Linked DNA regions of Mus musculus: all the other regions are linked to region 1. A link is a contact called in ENCODE Hi-C or POLR2A ChIA-PET data. All regions are on one chromosome and are shown on one strand. The core of a region is the stretch at or near the end of the contact, and the rest is flanking DNA. Distances in the headings are between cores, read along the strand shown. Region 1 holds the start of Srebf1 (sterol regulatory element binding transcription factor 1). Region 2 holds the start of Gid4 (GID complex subunit 4, VID24 homolog). Region 3 holds the start of Drc3 (dynein regulatory complex subunit 3).

Evidence for each region. A loop is a pair of places that touch in the nucleus more often than their neighbours do. ChIA-PET counts read pairs that join two places held with the same protein, here RNA polymerase II (POLR2A).
Region 2: POLR2A ChIA-PET joins it to region 1 with 10 read pairs in Patski. The contact joins the promoter of Gid4 here to the promoter of Srebf1 in region 1. POLR2A ChIA-PET finds 5 or more read pairs at or near these places in 3 of 5 experiments (Patski and embryonic stem cell).
Region 3: POLR2A ChIA-PET joins it to region 1 with 12 read pairs in Patski. The contact joins the promoter of Drc3 here to the promoter of Srebf1 in region 1. A Hi-C loop is called at or near these places in 1 of 37 maps with a recorded cell type or tissue (gastrocnemius). POLR2A ChIA-PET finds 5 or more read pairs at or near these places in 3 of 5 experiments (Patski and embryonic stem cell).

What each region holds. Positions count from the first base shown.
Region 1 is chr11:60,217,987-60,223,144 of GRCm38, reverse strand. It overlaps Srebf1 (sterol regulatory element binding transcription factor 1), which reads left to right and starts at 2,518. Exons shown (of 19, transcript NM_011480.4): 1 at 2,518-2,692. The coding sequence starts at 2,602.
Region 2 is chr11:60,413,957-60,419,114 of GRCm38, reverse strand. Gid4 (GID complex subunit 4, VID24 homolog) reads right to left here and starts at 1,970. Exons shown (of 6, transcript NM_025757.4): 1 at 1,271-1,970. The coding sequence starts at 1,459. It overlaps Atpaf2 (ATP synthase mitochondrial F1 complex assembly factor 2), which reads left to right and starts at 2,081. Exons shown (of 8, transcript NM_145427.3): 1 at 2,081-2,364. The coding sequence starts at 2,205.
Region 3 is chr11:60,351,380-60,356,537 of GRCm38, reverse strand. It overlaps Drc3 (dynein regulatory complex subunit 3), which reads right to left and starts at 3,158. Exons shown (of 14, transcript NM_029044.2): 1 at 3,106-3,158; 2 at 2,338-2,436. It overlaps Tom1l2 (target of myb1-like 2 (chicken)), which reads left to right and starts at 3,633. Exons shown (of 15, transcript NM_153080.3): 1 at 3,633-3,781. The coding sequence starts at 3,730.

The DNA of each region.
Region 1 (5,158 bases), core at 1,269-3,768:
CACTGAGGGCACTGCTGAGCAGAGAGGTCCTGCTGCTTAAGGTTCAGTGTCTGCAGTGCTTAAAGGGTGGGGACCAACGGGGAAGTGCACGCTGGTCCCCTAGGTAGCGACAGCCAGAGCAGGCACAGAAATCTGCACTTTAGAAGCCCTGCTTGCAGTTGAGTAGTCCCTCCAGACAGAGCGCGTACCCTCAGGTCATACTGCCCCGCCCCCGGGTCGAACGGGCGCTGGGCACGTGACCAAAACCAGAGTACCGCGAGCGCACGCTGACGCCGCGTCACCCCACTCGGGGGCCTTGCACCCATTGGCTACGGCGCCGCGAACGGGGCCTGTCCTCTGGCACCCGGAGTTCGGGGTCGCCGTGCTGCCCACCCCGCACTGTGCACTGCGACTGTCTCCAATGCAAGACAACCTTGGGCAGCGCTGAGGAGTCCTAGGCAGGTCCCTTCGCCTCCGGCCTCAGTTGTCTCATCTGTAGAATGGGAAGGAAACAGACGCCTTCCTAAGGCTTTTTGGAAAGATCGGAACGAGTTAATACCAAAAAAAAAAAAAAAAAAAAAAAAGTATTCGGCATGTCACTAGCATGCCCCAAGACTGCACAATGCTGAGCCTGCTGACACAGGTAACTGTCGGTCGGGCTGAGACCCCGCCCTTCCCAGGCTCCCCAGACCAGCTTGTGTGCTGAGCGTCAAAGAGCCCAGCAAGGCAATCCAGAGAGCTTTGGTTGGAGGTCTGGGGTGTTAGACATTAGTTTTCCAAGCTTTCCGCACAGGGTAAAGATGCCCCTTGGCTGCTGTCCTAGTAAACCAATCTGTGGAGCAGAGATTTGTGTTGATCTGATCTCCCACCTTGGGCTTGGTTTTTCTTTCCTTGTCTTCCTTCCTTTCTTTTTCTTTCTTGCTTTTCGAGACAGGACAGTAGCCCTAGCTCTTGCAGCCATGAAATGTGTATTTGTGGATCTGTACACTTTACACAGTTCCAGAACAAGGCAGATCTGTTGTGATGTCCCCAAACACCTTGCCCTTTCCTGCAGAGACAGCTCTAGTAAGTTGACTGGGGAAAACCAGTGAGCCCAGCTACACATCAGGTGTGGTGCTGGTTCAGCTGACCTCTGAGTCCTTCTGGCTGGGACAGGCTATTTGAGTTTTCAGAAAACCGGGTGTCTTCTGATGGTGGGACATGGCAGGGTGACCCCAAAGCAAGGGCTCCATGTGCGTTTTATAGCCCTGCCAACTCCTGTGTAATTTTCTAGCAGCTCCTCTGAGAAAGGAACAAAAATGTGTCCTGGTGAAGCCCAGGCACACCCTCCCTCCTTGCCCCAACTAACTCTATTGGTTGGGAGGTGAAAGCAGCCGAGGTATCTGCAGTCTGAGCAAGGCAGCTTCTGGGCGGCCTGGGGCCCTGACCCTCCCTGGTTGACTCGTAGGTTCTGCCGTTGCCTCCCAACTTGCATCACCTGTGGGCCAGAATGGTCTATTCAATCCACGCCGAAGAACCTCTCCTCCCTCCCTTGCTTTACCTGTTCCTAAGTCACAGGGCCCAGGGTTCACTTTTCAGTCTTTATTCAGGCACCTGGCCTGGCCCCAGGTCACATATGACCCAGTAGCTGGGCTCAGGTCCTCAGGACCTCTGTTACAGAATTCTTTCTTTTTTTTCTTTTTTCTTCTCTCTTCTCTTCTCTTCTCTTCTTTCTTTTTGGTATCTTGAGACAAGGTTTCTTTGTATTGCCCAGGCTGTCCTGAAACTCACTCTGTAGATCATGCTGGCTTCGAACTCAGAAACCTACCTGCTTCTGCCACCCAAGTGCTGGGATTAACAGAGTGTGCCACCATGCCTGGCTCACAGAATCCCTTCTTGACTTTGAGATTCACACTTTTTCTAGATCCTTTTGGAGACACAAGTCATTCTATAGGAGTAGTACGAGCCCACTGGCCCTTCAGGTCCTCTCTGCTCCAATGGTAGGACTGATAGGATTAAGACAAGATCAGAAGTTCCAGCCACCCCCTCCTCCTGCAGGTTCTGCCTGAGAACTCTTCTCCTCTGGAGGCCCACTTCTAGACTTCTAAGCTGAGAGGGTGGACAGGTCTTATGGGCCATGCTTCTCTAACCTCTCAGCTGGCTCATAGATAATTGGACCCTGGCTACAGATGAGGAAAACAGAGGCACATAGTGGAGGGGCCCCACTGCAGGCCTGTATCTGCTGTATTTTGGACCCAGGACTGTCTGGTTCTAAACAGCAAGACTAGGAAGTGAGTTTTCTGTTCTCTGCTCCCACCCTCATGCTGGGCCCCCCATCCCTGGCCCTTTAATCTAACGATGTCTGGGCTGGGTCTAGTCCTGTGGCTTCCATTCGGTCCCTCCCTTGGCCTGATACAGAAGAAGCCAAGGCCCAGTGCCTGTGCACCCGCAGGAGATTGCTAGAAACCAGGCTCGGGCAGGCAGTCTCAACCCGCTAGGCGAGCTGTCAGGATGCAGGCTGGTGGGCGGGGCTTGATGGGAAACCCCGCCCCTCCGCTCAGGTGGCTCCGCCCGCGGAACCCAGTTTCCGGGGAACTTTTCCTTAACGTGGGCCTAGTCCGAAGCCGGGTGGGCGCCGGCGCCATGGACGAGCTGGCCTTCGGTGAGGCGGCTCTGGAACAGACACTGGCCGAGATGTGCGAACTGGACACAGCGGTTTTGAACGACATCGAAGGTGCGTGTCCCGGGGCTCCGGCGCGGCCTGTGCAGGGTCGCACGTCCGGCGAGGGCGCTTGGCCGGGAACTTTGGCGCGTGCGCACTGCGCGATCTGGCGCCTGAGATCTAGGGTTGAGCTTTCCGGACCGCAGTGGGCTAGGTTTCTGGACACGCTGAGTATCCACTCAACTTCAAGCCTGGTCCTGTGTACAGTTCACAGGCCGACCCGGGGTTTCTCATTTCTTGAGTTCACCAAAATTCCCAAGAAAGTCCACGAACCGATATTTGCATTTACCTTGGCTTGCAAGCATCTGGCTACTTTGGATTGAGGTCAGGGAGGTCTCTTTGAGTGCACTAGAGCTAAGGAGCAGCCCCCTCACCGGAAAGGAAAGATACTTTTTAGGCGGAGGGGGAGGCAAAGGCCCTTTAGGCGGGACCTGAGTTTGAGGAATTGGAAATCTGATAGAAGAGAGAAGGTGCTCTCTAGAATATTTTTCAAATTTTGTGATTCTGGGGCAGTAACTCGGATTCTAGAACATATTAACAGGCTTTCTGCGCTGAGCCACACCCCAGGCCACTTAGATCCTTTAAAACATCACTTGAACTCGCTCAGTATGATTCATCTCCCATGTCAACAACAACTACCAATTGGGCGGAGGGAAGGAGTGGCGGCGGATCTGGAGAAGAAAAAAACCCCAGCAAGTCATTGTTACTATAAGATATGTATCCATGTTAGGTGGACTGTTCAACGATCTCTGGTGGCTGTTAGCAGTTTCAAAACATTATATTTCTCTTGCTCGTTTAAGGCTGCTCCACATCCTCCTCCACCCCAGATAATCATGACTGTGTGTCTACAACTACAATGGGGCCTGTGGGATTACAGTAGATTGTGCCCCCTGATGCTCTGTTGATAGACACCTAAGCTGTTTTTTATATCCAACACAGCCTTGGACTGCTGTGCCTACGTCCTCATCAGAGACCTAAATGTGCCATCAAAGCTTGGAGTTACTGCTAGTCACCTGCCGGGCAGTGGTGGCACATGCCTTTAATCCTAGCACTTAGGAGGTAGAGGCAGGTGGACCTCTGAGTTCGAGGCCAGCCAGGGCTACACAGAGAAACCCTGTCTGGGGGGGGGGGGGCGGAGAACAAAAACTGCTAGACACTTAAGAGGAATGAAAGTTTAGAGATATCTTGGCTGACCTGAGATCCAGGCATGGTTAGGAACAGTGAGAGGAGGGATGGGAGGAGGAGAGTACAGTGTTGAGTTGTTAGAAGTTCCCTCTTGGTGTTTGGGTGTCCATCCATCCCAACATGGATAGCCTACACTTATGGAGTACTTGGTGTTAGGTTGAGAATTGCATTGAATCCTTCCGACAGGCCCAGCTGGAAGACATACTTTTATCTTACAAGTAAGAGACCAAAAACAGAGGGTAAATGACATGTCCAAGTCTTGCAGCCACAGCAAGACAGAACTCAGACCCAGGCTGTTGGCTCAAGAGCCTGGACCTCTGGCTCCCAAGGCTGGACGAAGAGGTGAGATTGAGGCAGGGGCTGGGGAGCCATGTAGCTGTCTCCTTCAACCCAGAGCAGCATTGGACATAAGACTGGAAAGTGGCAAGGAGAGCCAGTCCCACTGGCCATCTCCAGCCTGCTTTTCTCACCCTCTGTCATATGACTCCTCTGTGAGCTTGCCACCTTTATATCTGAAGATGATGCTGTGCCCAGAGCATCAAGTCCTGCTCTGGCTGTGACCTCAGAGAAGATCCAGAGGAGCTGTCTTCTCCTTGCTCCTGGTGTCCGGTCACTGGAGGCTGGCAAAGGGAGCCTGTGATAGGGACCACTGTGCATTGAGGGCAGAGAAGGCAAATGGAGGTAGTGCTGCTCTGAGACTGGCTGGTCACTCTAGGAGCCCTGGGGAGCCCAAGGCCTGTGACAGCCAGCTCCCCAACAGTCTGTTGGCTCAAGGTGTATACATAGCTTAGGTCCAGCGTGGCTTACTAGGAAGCTCTCCTGGGTTCCAATTCCCCCTCTCTGTCCTGGTCTTACACTGTATCTGTTTATGTTCCAGTATTGTGTGACTCTCCCCAGGGAGAGGTGTCTACGAATCTGATAGGGCGCTGTTACAGAGTGAAGAAACGATTCCATTCAAGTTGAGCTTCATGAACCAATGAATGTATTGGTGTCTTAATCAGTGTTCTGTTGCTGTGAAGAGACAGTATGACTACAGCAACTCTTATAAAGGAAAGCTTTGAACTGGGGCTGGCTTACAATTTCAGAGGTTTAGGCCATTGTTACCATGACTGGAATGTGTGGCGGCACACAGGCAGACATGGTGCTGGAGAAGTGGCTGAGAGCTCTCCATCCAGATCCATAGGTGGAGAAAGGGAGACACTTAGCTTTCGAAGTCCTAGAGCCCAGTCTCAGTGACACATACACTTCTTCCAACCAAGCCACACCCCCAGTCCCTCTCAAGTAGCGCCACTT
Region 2 (5,158 bases), core at 721-3,220, 200 kb before region 1:
AAACCTCTGGCTTTCAAGGAACAAGACTTGGGGAACTACCTAGGAGGTGGCATTAGGAGAAAGCACACAAGGTGGGACAGGGAATTGGTCTTCTGGCAGACAGTTTAATACCTAGAAAGAAGAGTATTGTGGAGAGGGGAGATAGATAAAAGAGAAATATCTACTCCCACCAATCTCCTTCAGTTGGGAAAAGCTTCAAGGGGGAGAGAAAGAGGTGGAGTTCTGGAAAAGAAAGGCCCAGAGAAGATGAAGCTGAAGTTTCAAAGTTGTTCAGGGACTGGCAGCCACCAGCCAGTACTCAGATATCCAGGTCAAATAGGGGGAGGTAAGTGGACACAAAACAAAACTGTGTTAGATTTCCCAGTACTTAGGCATCTGAGGCTCGGAGGAAACTCTGGAGCTATGCAGATAACAATCAGCAACACTACAGCCAGCAATAGCAACCAGCTAGATCAAGGTGCGAGGTCTGGGGAGAGGCCAGGGGGACTGCCAGGGATGGGAAGGAGCCACAGCAGGGTAGGGTAAGAAGCCTGGGACAGGAAGCAAAGTGTAGCAGCGGATGCCTATGAACTGACTGACGCCGGGTTTTGGTACTGGAAGGCCCCACGAGACAAGGTCTTAACACTAAGTGGTGCAACTGGAGATATTTGGGTGTGAGGCTCCCTGGTCTTTGGGGAGCCTCAACCTCTGTGGGTTGTCTCAGCCAATGGAGGGAGGTTGGCCACCTCTCCCCCGTCAGCAGTGGGCTGACTGAGTTCTCCTAAGGAGCAATGTCCCTGGCACTCAGGATGGAGTTGGGGTCAGAGGAAAAGCTTCATTCCGGGAGAATGTGACACTGGCCGCTATCGAGAGGTACTGAGTTTGGGGCAGCCAATGGAGAGTTTTTCAGGATCCGACAGGGACTGGTGGGAGGGCTGGCTGGTGTAGGGAGGACAGGACTTGGGAAGAACCGACTCAGGCTAAAGGACGGCTAGTCATGGGGGAGCTTCCGGATGCCCAAGCCGGCGAGTCAAAGGCTCTAAGTGTGGGACAGTCTTCGGGGTCTGTCGGAGACTGGCCACTACAGGCTCTGAGTCTAGGGGTGGGCTAGGGGTAGGGTTCGAGAGTGTGACATCAGCTGGGCAGGTCCCGGTGGGAGGCGCCGGGTGCAGGAGGCCCCGGCAGTGAGAGGGCCTGGTCCGCGGCTGAGGGCTCGAGGAGCCCAGGGCAGGCCCGGCCCGTGAGCGCCGCGAGGAGGCCCTCGGGCCCGGCCTTGCCGCCTGGCGCTCACCTGCAGCACCACCTCTACGTCGTACGAGTTCCCCTTGCTCTTCTGGTGGCCACGGAACTTGGAGCCGCTGTAGAGCAAGCTGGTGGCCACGCCGGGCTGCTGGGTGTTGATGGGCGGCGGCGGGATGAGTGAGGCCGCGGATGTGGTTGAGGCACCCGCCGGCGGGGGACACTCGGTGCGGACCGGCATCGCGGGGTCCCCCGGAGCCAGGGCTGGGGGAGGGGGAAGGAACCGCCGCCGCCGCGCGGGAGCCGAAGCTGCGGGGAGGGCGGACCCGGGCGCGCACGCGCGGGGGAGGGGCCGGGGAACCACCCGCCCGCTGAGGCCAGACCAAGCGCTCGTGTTGCCACCTGGACCCGGAGACCTGCAAGCAGGGCCTCCCAGACCTGAGCTGGGTCTCCCTTCCCACTTGCCCTCGCGGGTACACACACACACACACACACACACACACACACACACACACGCACGCACGCACACACACACACACGCGCATACACACTCACTCACTCATACACACGCGCTCACACACACACGCGCGCGCTCACACACACACAAACACACACACACTCTGCAGCTTCCAATTGGCGCGGGCGCGCTGGAGAGGCGGGAGCAAGCTCACGCGGCGCTTCCGCCCATTGGCGGACAGAGAAAGCACGTGGCGCAGAGCGCGAACGGCCCTCTGGGACTTGTAGTTTTCTTCCCGTGGCGCGGCATGGAGGGGGCGTGGCGAGCACGTTTATGATGCTGATTGACGGGGGCGGGAGTGGCGCGCAGCGGGGCGCACGGCTGCGACGGCGCGCCGTAGGTGTCATGAGGAAGATGGCGGCGTGCTGAGGAGGCTGAGGGCTATGAACCCTTGGTGAGAGGTTTCCGTACAGAACCAGCGAGGGGTGTGGGGTTCTCTTCGCTCTTTTCCTGTACTCTGTTTCCACGCATGTGTCCACCCAGGTCCTTGGGCAGGATGTGGCGAATCTACCCCCGGCTGAGGGACCGGTGGCGCGGTCTCTTGGACCGGCGTCTCAGTGACCCCACCGTCTCAGTATGGCCGGGGCCAGCTCCGCAGCCTCCGGCCCGGGCCTATGTCCCGCCAACAGGTGAGGCCCGGACATAATGTGACTTTTTGGTCAGGAGCCAAGTCGGGCTCACCTGGAGGAAGGTTTCTGACGTGCAATGCGGGGTGACAGGCAGGGTTCAGGCCTATGCGAATATTTAGAGCAACAGAGTTCTGTTTCAATTTGAAAAATGACATCCAAACAAGTGCGAGGGTGACTTTAGGGGACACAGCGTGCCCAGGACACGAGATATTTGGCTCTTGAGGCTTTTCTCAATTTCCTTTATTTTTTCTTTTCTTTTTATTTTTTCGGGGATAGGATTTTTCTGTGTAACCCTGGCTGCTCTGGAACTCACTCTATAGACCAGGCTGGCCTCGTACTCAGAGATCCTCCTGTCTCTAGTTCCTGAGTGCTACCACCACTACCACCACCACCACCACCTCCCAGCTTCAGGGTTTTTTTGTTTGCTTGTTTGTTTGTTTGTTTGTTTTTCCTTTTAAAGGGGAGCAGGTGTCTTAGTTGGATTCAGAAAGGAAAATTTGGGCTTTCAATCAGGACATCCAAGGTCACAGAGCAGACTGGTTGAGGCTATGGAAGGCAAAGACTGACCTGACTGTGTTGTGTCCTCATGACTGTGTTGTGTCCTCAGGACCCAGCAGAAGACTTGGCACAGAGGCAGGCCTTAAGTCTTCCACCACACACAGCACACTTCCTTAGGGGTTTGCGGGCCCTCTGTCCTAGTGCAGTGCCACAGCCTCTGCATTCTCTGCAGCTTTCTCTAAGTGGGAGTTTATGCCAGGCTTCTTTGACCTACTAAGGACTGTAATAAGACTGAAAGAAGGTTATTTCATTGCTTCTGAAAGAGAGATTGCTACAAGTGAGGTTCACTTCAGTGAATGAAAAGTAGTGATGACCTCTCTAAATTCAGTTAGTTGTTTTGTGTTGAGGGCATGTGGTCTCACCTGAATGATTCTCAACATCAGATGCAGGATTCATTATGCTTACGAAACAATAGTTTGCAATATATTGTGATATGGGAACTATGAAGGACTTAAGAAATCACAAGGATGAGCGTGTACAGGGTGATTGAAAGGGCATTTAAACTGGGGCTTGAGAGATGAGTAAGAGTTTGATGGGGGAGAAAGGGGGTGTAACATGTCCAGAGGTGATGACTGGGTGTTAGAGGTCTTGCTGCAACACTGCCCTCATTAGGCAACAATTCCATAGGCAGTTTGGCAATTGGCATAAGAGTACAAACCTGGGGTCTGTTGTTGGCAAAATCTCTGAGGTACTGTGGTCTTGGGCATGTATGATGTTGCTTTCTTTGGTGATCTGAAGCATGAGATTGCCTTTAAGAATTCTTTAGGCTGTAAATCCCATAATTTCTTGTTTCATTTAGTGTGTATATATCTGTGTGTGCACTTGGCATGCACATGGAGGTCAGAGGACAACCAGCAGGACTTGGTTGTGGCTTTGAGGGACTGAACTGAGGATGTTGGGTTTAGTGGTCAGCGTCTATACGTGGTGAGCCGTTCAATGGTCTATAGCCCATGATTTTATATAACTGGGGAAGGGAGTGGATGCACCAGGGAGCTGATTTTTGCTTATCAGGACACAAACGAAGGCCTAAAAGTGGGGCAGAAAAAGCCAGTAAAGACAAAGGAAGAAGCTAAGAGTAGCGTCACACACATGTATCAGCTGCTTGGGAGCCTGAGATAGGATCACTTGAGGTCATGGGGTATGGGGAGGAGGAGAACGGGCTTGACTTACAGATAGCTCTCTGTGCCCCATTCATTCATACATTCCTATTTTCTTTCACCTTTGACTACCTACTATGTGCTAAATAATGCTAAGAGCCAACTGGTAAGTCTGTAATACAGAAGAAAAGATGGCAGATCAAGCACCTCCACAATGGAAAACAAAAAGCATCCATGCGCTTAAATTGACCCTTTGCCTATTTAGTGAACTCCTGAATGTGTTCCTTTGTTTATGCCGTGCCTCCCTAGGGTATGCTTTGCTCTTTTTGTCCTCCCCAGGTGGGAGATATTTTTGTGTATCTTTGAAGTATGTAAATTATTAAGTCCTTCTTCTTTAAGAATCCACTTGTCAATGTTAGGAACAGCTACACCATAGAAACTTGTCAGGAGAGGAGAGGCTTTTGAAGGAAGGGCTCGCTGTGGGGTTGGAGGAGGAGGTCCTGCAGTGCAGAGACCTTTGTGAGGCCATTGCCACCCTCCTGCTGTTTTCTGCCCAGAGGAGGATGTAGTTTGGAGAAGCAGCATATGAGGTAAATTCCCAAAGAAATAAAAGCTTGAAGTCCTGTCCTGTTCCTACCATTTACAAATTGCCTCCTGTCCAAGGCAGCTTCTCCAAGTTTCTGCCACTTAAGAGACGTTACCTGCTTTGCCATTCTCATAGGAGTGTCAGGGACCAGACGGCTATCTGCTTTTGAAGTAGAGTTTTATTGGAACAAAGCCACATACTCATACATATTGTCTGCTTTCATTATATTGGCCAGAACAGCCTAGGGTATGGACCTCCACTCCAGATGAAAAGCAATTTGGAAAATAGTGCACTTATGTATTTGGCTGCAAGAATTTTTTATTATCATATATTTATTTGTGTATGCATGTATTTGGGCATCCATGTGCCACTGTACATGTGGCGATGAGAGGACAACCTCTGACAGTTGGTGCTCTCTTGCTACCTTTACATGGGCTTGGGAGATTAAACTTGGAATCAGACTTGCTTGTAAGCACCTTTACCCACGGAGCCATCTCTCTGACCCTGGCAGAATTTTAAATACCTTTATTAAGATATAATTTACTTAAGGGGC
Region 3 (5,158 bases), core at 1,909-4,408, 130 kb before region 1:
CTGACTCTTCCTCCTCAGGGTGGCTGGCTGATTGACTGACTCTTCCTCCTCAGGGTAACTGACTGATTCTTCTTCCTCAGTGTGACCGAATGACAGACTCAGTCTTCCCAAGCAGTTGTTGTGCGCATCAGCATCCTATTCTTCCTAAACAGTTTCCCTTAAAGTTCCTCATAATTTACCACTAACCTCAAAATTTTACCTCTGGGGAAATTTTTTAAAGTGGTTCATTTGTCAGATGTTATCTGAAAAGTACATGGAATTTTTTTTTTTTTTTTTTTTTGGGTGTTGTGCTTTGGGAAATGACTCAATTCTGGTGTCAAAACTTTGACCTCTGTTTCATCAAAGCCCATTAACTGTGACAGGTCAAACTAGCTTTCAGTCATGCTAGATAGCATTCAGTCCAGCTCAGCAGGTTCTGTGCAGTATAGGATTGGTGCAAGAACTATGCTAAATGTTTACACCCAGAGAGGACTTTGCCTCTGACTGTGTATCTTTTGAAAAGTAACGTCACCGGCTTAAGTCTTTTTCCTGTTAGGTAGATAACTCCCCACTCTACATCTGTCAATTTTTTTTGTTGTTGTTGTTTTGTTTTTTGTTTTTTGAGGCAGGGTTTCTCCATGTAGCCCTGGCTGTCCTGGAACTCACTCTGTAAGACCAGGCTGGTCTCGAACGCAGAAATCTACCTGCCTCTGCCTCCCAAGTGCTGGGATTAAAGATGTGCACCACCACTGCCTGGCTTTTTTTTTTTTTCTTTACTTTTCTTTCTTTCTTTTTTTTTTTTTTTTTTACATCTGTCTAAGAAAGGACCTGTATTTAGTCCACACATCCATATCAAATAACTACCACATGCTGTGAGCCTTGGACAGGTCCTTTGTTTCAGAGTTGAATTAAATTGTTATACCAGCATTTACTTACAAACATCTTAGTAGGTGTGGGGAATGGTGAAAACACCTAGTAGGGTCAGTTGGCTTGATCAGGGAAGATACAATATGAGGGATAAAAAGAAAAGAAAGCAAGAAGAGACGATAACCCAGTGAAGACCCCAAGCTGGAAAGCAGAAGTGATACAGGGTCTATATTGCATTTGTATTCCATAATGGCTGGCAAGCTCCTAGGGCTTGTAAGGTGAAGATGGATCGGATTTTAGTTTTTATTATAGCTGTTGTGGCAAGAATTACAAAAGGAGTGAGGCTAGCCAGGAGTGGTGGTGCAAGTCCTAGCGCTTGGGAGGCAGATACAAGCAGATCCCTGTGACTTTTTGAGGCCAGCCTGGTCTACATAGTATGAGGCCAGCTTGAGCTACACAGAGGGACCTGTGTCAAAACAAACAAACAAACAAACAAAAATGGAAAGGAAAGGAAGGGGAGGGGAGGGGAAAGTGAGTGACCAGAGTGGTTGTAATACAGAGGGGTGGGACATCACTAGGAACTTAGTTTATAGGAAGGTCTGAGACAAAATCTAGTTTGGAAGGTTATGCCTAAGCTAAAGTAATTGATTGACCCAATAATAGTGTTTGAAAGAGGAGTAGTGCTAAAATCAATTGCCCTCCAGAAGAATTTTGCTAGGAGAGTCAGAGGTTCGAGGCCACAGACAGCCATGAGGAGCCCTGAAGTGAGAGGGCACTAGGAGAGATTGCATCAGAATCTTGGCAGCCACATGGTGCCCAGAAGAGAAAGACAAATCTTCCAGTTCCATTAGCTCCCTCAGATCCAGAGAACAAAGGGACTTACGACTCACAGTTTTGGGGGGCGGGGGGGGGGACAACGACAGTGGTGGCTTTTAGTTCTATACCATGTGACCTGACCTGACCTAGTCTACATGACTCCTGGCACGGTGGCAGGCTTAGTTAAGAGAGTAAAGTTGCAATTCAGGTATGTCTTGGCCCAGGAATCAGGGGAAGCTGGGTTTGCTCACATCTGTAAGGAGTGAAAGAGAGAACTTTGTGAAAGCTACAAGGTCAGAGCGGCTCTCTATAACCAACCTTGTGAAAGGATACTGAAGAGGTGTGGCCTGACTTCTGAACCACACTTGAATTAAATAAATTATCCCAATATCTACTTACAAACATTGACAGGTTAGTGGGTGTATGGAACTATGAAAGCACACAGTAGGGATCTCTGTAAGAGAAATTTCTCGATTGACTAATATGAAGATTTACCAAGAGGCACGACCTCATGTCTAACACAGAATCCACTTTCTTAATCACAACTCTATTGTACCCAGCACACTAGGGACAGACATTGTCACATGTTCTCTGCCTACAGAACAAGGCCCAAAGAATCCTCCCCTATGGGGAGGATGTCAATAATTTATCCAAATGGGGGTCCCATTGACTTGCCTGATGATAGTGTCCTTGGTGAAGACCAGAGGTAGGATGTGGAGAAGCAGCAGAAAGCTTTACAAACAAATCAACCAGGTAGCCTCGTCACTGGTTTACCTGGGAAACAACAGCCTGGGTTAGCTGGACCTGAAACACTATGTAGACCCTATGAGTCCCACAGTAATGAGAATAAAAGCAACTGATGAGAATAAGTCCTTGTCGTACTCTCAGTGCACTCCACTTATTTAACTCCATGCCAGTTCTGGGAGCTATTTAAAAGGGACATCTTAGTGTCCCTACTTCCCAGATAGGGAAATTGAGGCTTGAGGTATGTGTGTATGTGGGGGGCCGGGGGGGGGGTCTGTGACCAAAGTCATAGAGTGAATTACTGACAGAGACTGAGATGGAACCTTGATATCTTTATTCTCATCGCAAACACTTCATACGGCACCAAATGAAATACCTTATTGCAGATCAAGAGGATGGATATAACAGCCAAACTCTAGAATGAGTTATCAGTGTATCGGGTACCTCTCTTTCAGTGAAACGAATCAGGCCAGGAAACTGGCTGATGGACCCTTTTCCTACTTGCTTTTGCTAGTTTAAGATTTTATACGCTCTTTTCTTTTTCAAAAGCCCGATTAAGTCTCAGTACAAGTGTAAAAATGACATGTGTGCTCATTTTACAGATGAGACGGGTCAGGTCGGAGTCCTCCAAGAAGAGTTACAAGACAGACCTCAATCATGCAACCTCTAATCTTCTGGAGCTAAACTCTTGATTCTTACCTTCCTAAGGACTGTCTCCCCTTGCAGTAGACGCTTCGTTTGGTTGCTGGGGAACCAAACACCGCCACTTGGTTGCTAAGGGGAAGTCAAGCGATAAATATCCTGGGTGAAAGTTGATTCGTCACGTGGCCATATTTCTAACACCAACCAGACTTGAAGAAAACAAACGTTTCTCCAATCAGCACAGTCAACGAGCTTCAACTTCTAGTTACGCTTTCTTTCTGCCCGCCTATGTAAACGATTGACACACCTTTTATCCAATAATAGTAAAGATTCTCTAGACTGACCAACGTGCTAATGAATCAAGAAGAACGGCCACTCGTTTGGAGGCGGGTCCGGGGGTTGTGCCGCTAGGCTGACGGAGACCCTAGTGACTTAGCTTGCTTCGTGCCCAATCGGACGCCGCGGGGTGGGTGGGACTTCACTGAGAGTGGAGTGTCGTCCAATCGGAAGTGGGCTGGTTAGACGCTGCCCAATAGAGATGCACCCAGAGGGCGAGGTCAGGCCGGGCGCTCAGCGTTCCGGAGGGTGGGGCGGGGGCAAGTGTCAGTCAGGGCAGAACGCGGCGCGGGCAGCGGAGACCCGTGGCACACAGGAGTCCGGGCTGGAACGAGGCCCGCCGAGATGGAGTTCCTGCTGGGGAATCCGTTCAGCACCCCTGTAGGGCAGTGTCTTGGTAAGGCCGCGCGTGGGGCAGGCGTCGAGTGAGCCACAGCGGCTGACCGGGCTGGTGAGATCCGCGGGCCTCCTCCCGGCACTGAAATCACCTCACGTGCGGGTTGGGCCTCTGCCAATAAGTGGTGTCATCTCAAAGGTGGACTGGGCATCCTTGTCACGAGGCCTCTGCCTGACGCTGGTGCCACCTCACCCTACAAGGAGGCTCCCCCGAGGTGCCGATTGGACTTAGAGAGGTCCCCGGCATCCCTGCCCATCAGGGCCCAGCCTTTCAAGTCTCTCCCCAGAAGTAGTGTCCATGCTAGTCTGCTTACCCTTGCGTATTGGGAGATGTCACTGCGAGTACTCTTCCCCAGGTATCTCGCTGCCTTTGCTCCCAGGGCCTCTGTCTCCCGGAGCCTTTGTGGAATGGAACTCTTTCTTCCGTCCTTGTCCCTGCTCATTGGTACCAATGGCTCTGAGGCTGGGCACTTTCCCAGAAAATGCCCCATGCTGCACGACTTCTAATTTGAGCTGCAACTCAGTCAGGCTGTAGGAGGGACTGGGATGGGGGAGGCCCTCGGGGAAAGTGACTGGCTTGGCAGGGGGATGGCGTGGCGGCAGAATCTCCTAGGCCTCCTAGGAAAGAAGGGAGGCAGGGCTGCTTTGTTGATAAGCAGTCCATTGGATCCCGGAAACTTGGACTCCAGTAGTGACTTTGCCAGGGACGCTCCTCCTGACCTTGTGCGCTTTATATTTTGACGTTCTCTTGTCTGCCACACGGGGTATTTGGAGATAAGATGTGGTGGGACTCTTCAAGTTCTAAAGTTCTGAATCTTCCTTGTTGATATTAAGCGTCTCCTTACATTGCCTCTTGCTCTCCCACTACATAAAGTGGTAGTAGAGTAATCAGAGCAGCTGTCAGTAGTGTAAGGAGTTAGAGGCGGGCCGCATGCTGCATAAGGAATGGCACTGGCCGCTGTGAAGTTTCCTTACAGAAGAAAACACTGGCAGACCAGGGAATAGTCCAGTGGTAGAGCATTAACTTAGCACACACAAAATCCTGGATTTGATCTAGGATCCAGCACTGCAAGTAATGAATAATAAAGCAATTTGGCCTTTCATCCAAGGTGGGAGCTTATGCCAACAGATCAGTCAAAAGTGCTGACTAGCTTTAAAAACAAACAAACTTGGGGCTGGAGAACTGGCTCACCGGTTAAAGACATTGGCTGTTAATCCAGATTCAGGCCCTGGCACTGCATAGTGGCTCACAACTGGCTGTAACTTCACATCCAGGGGATTGATTGCCCTCTTCTGGTGTCTTTTATATACATACCTAAACATACCATGTAAATGGTGCACAGACAGGCAAACAAAACGCCCACATATGTAACATTTT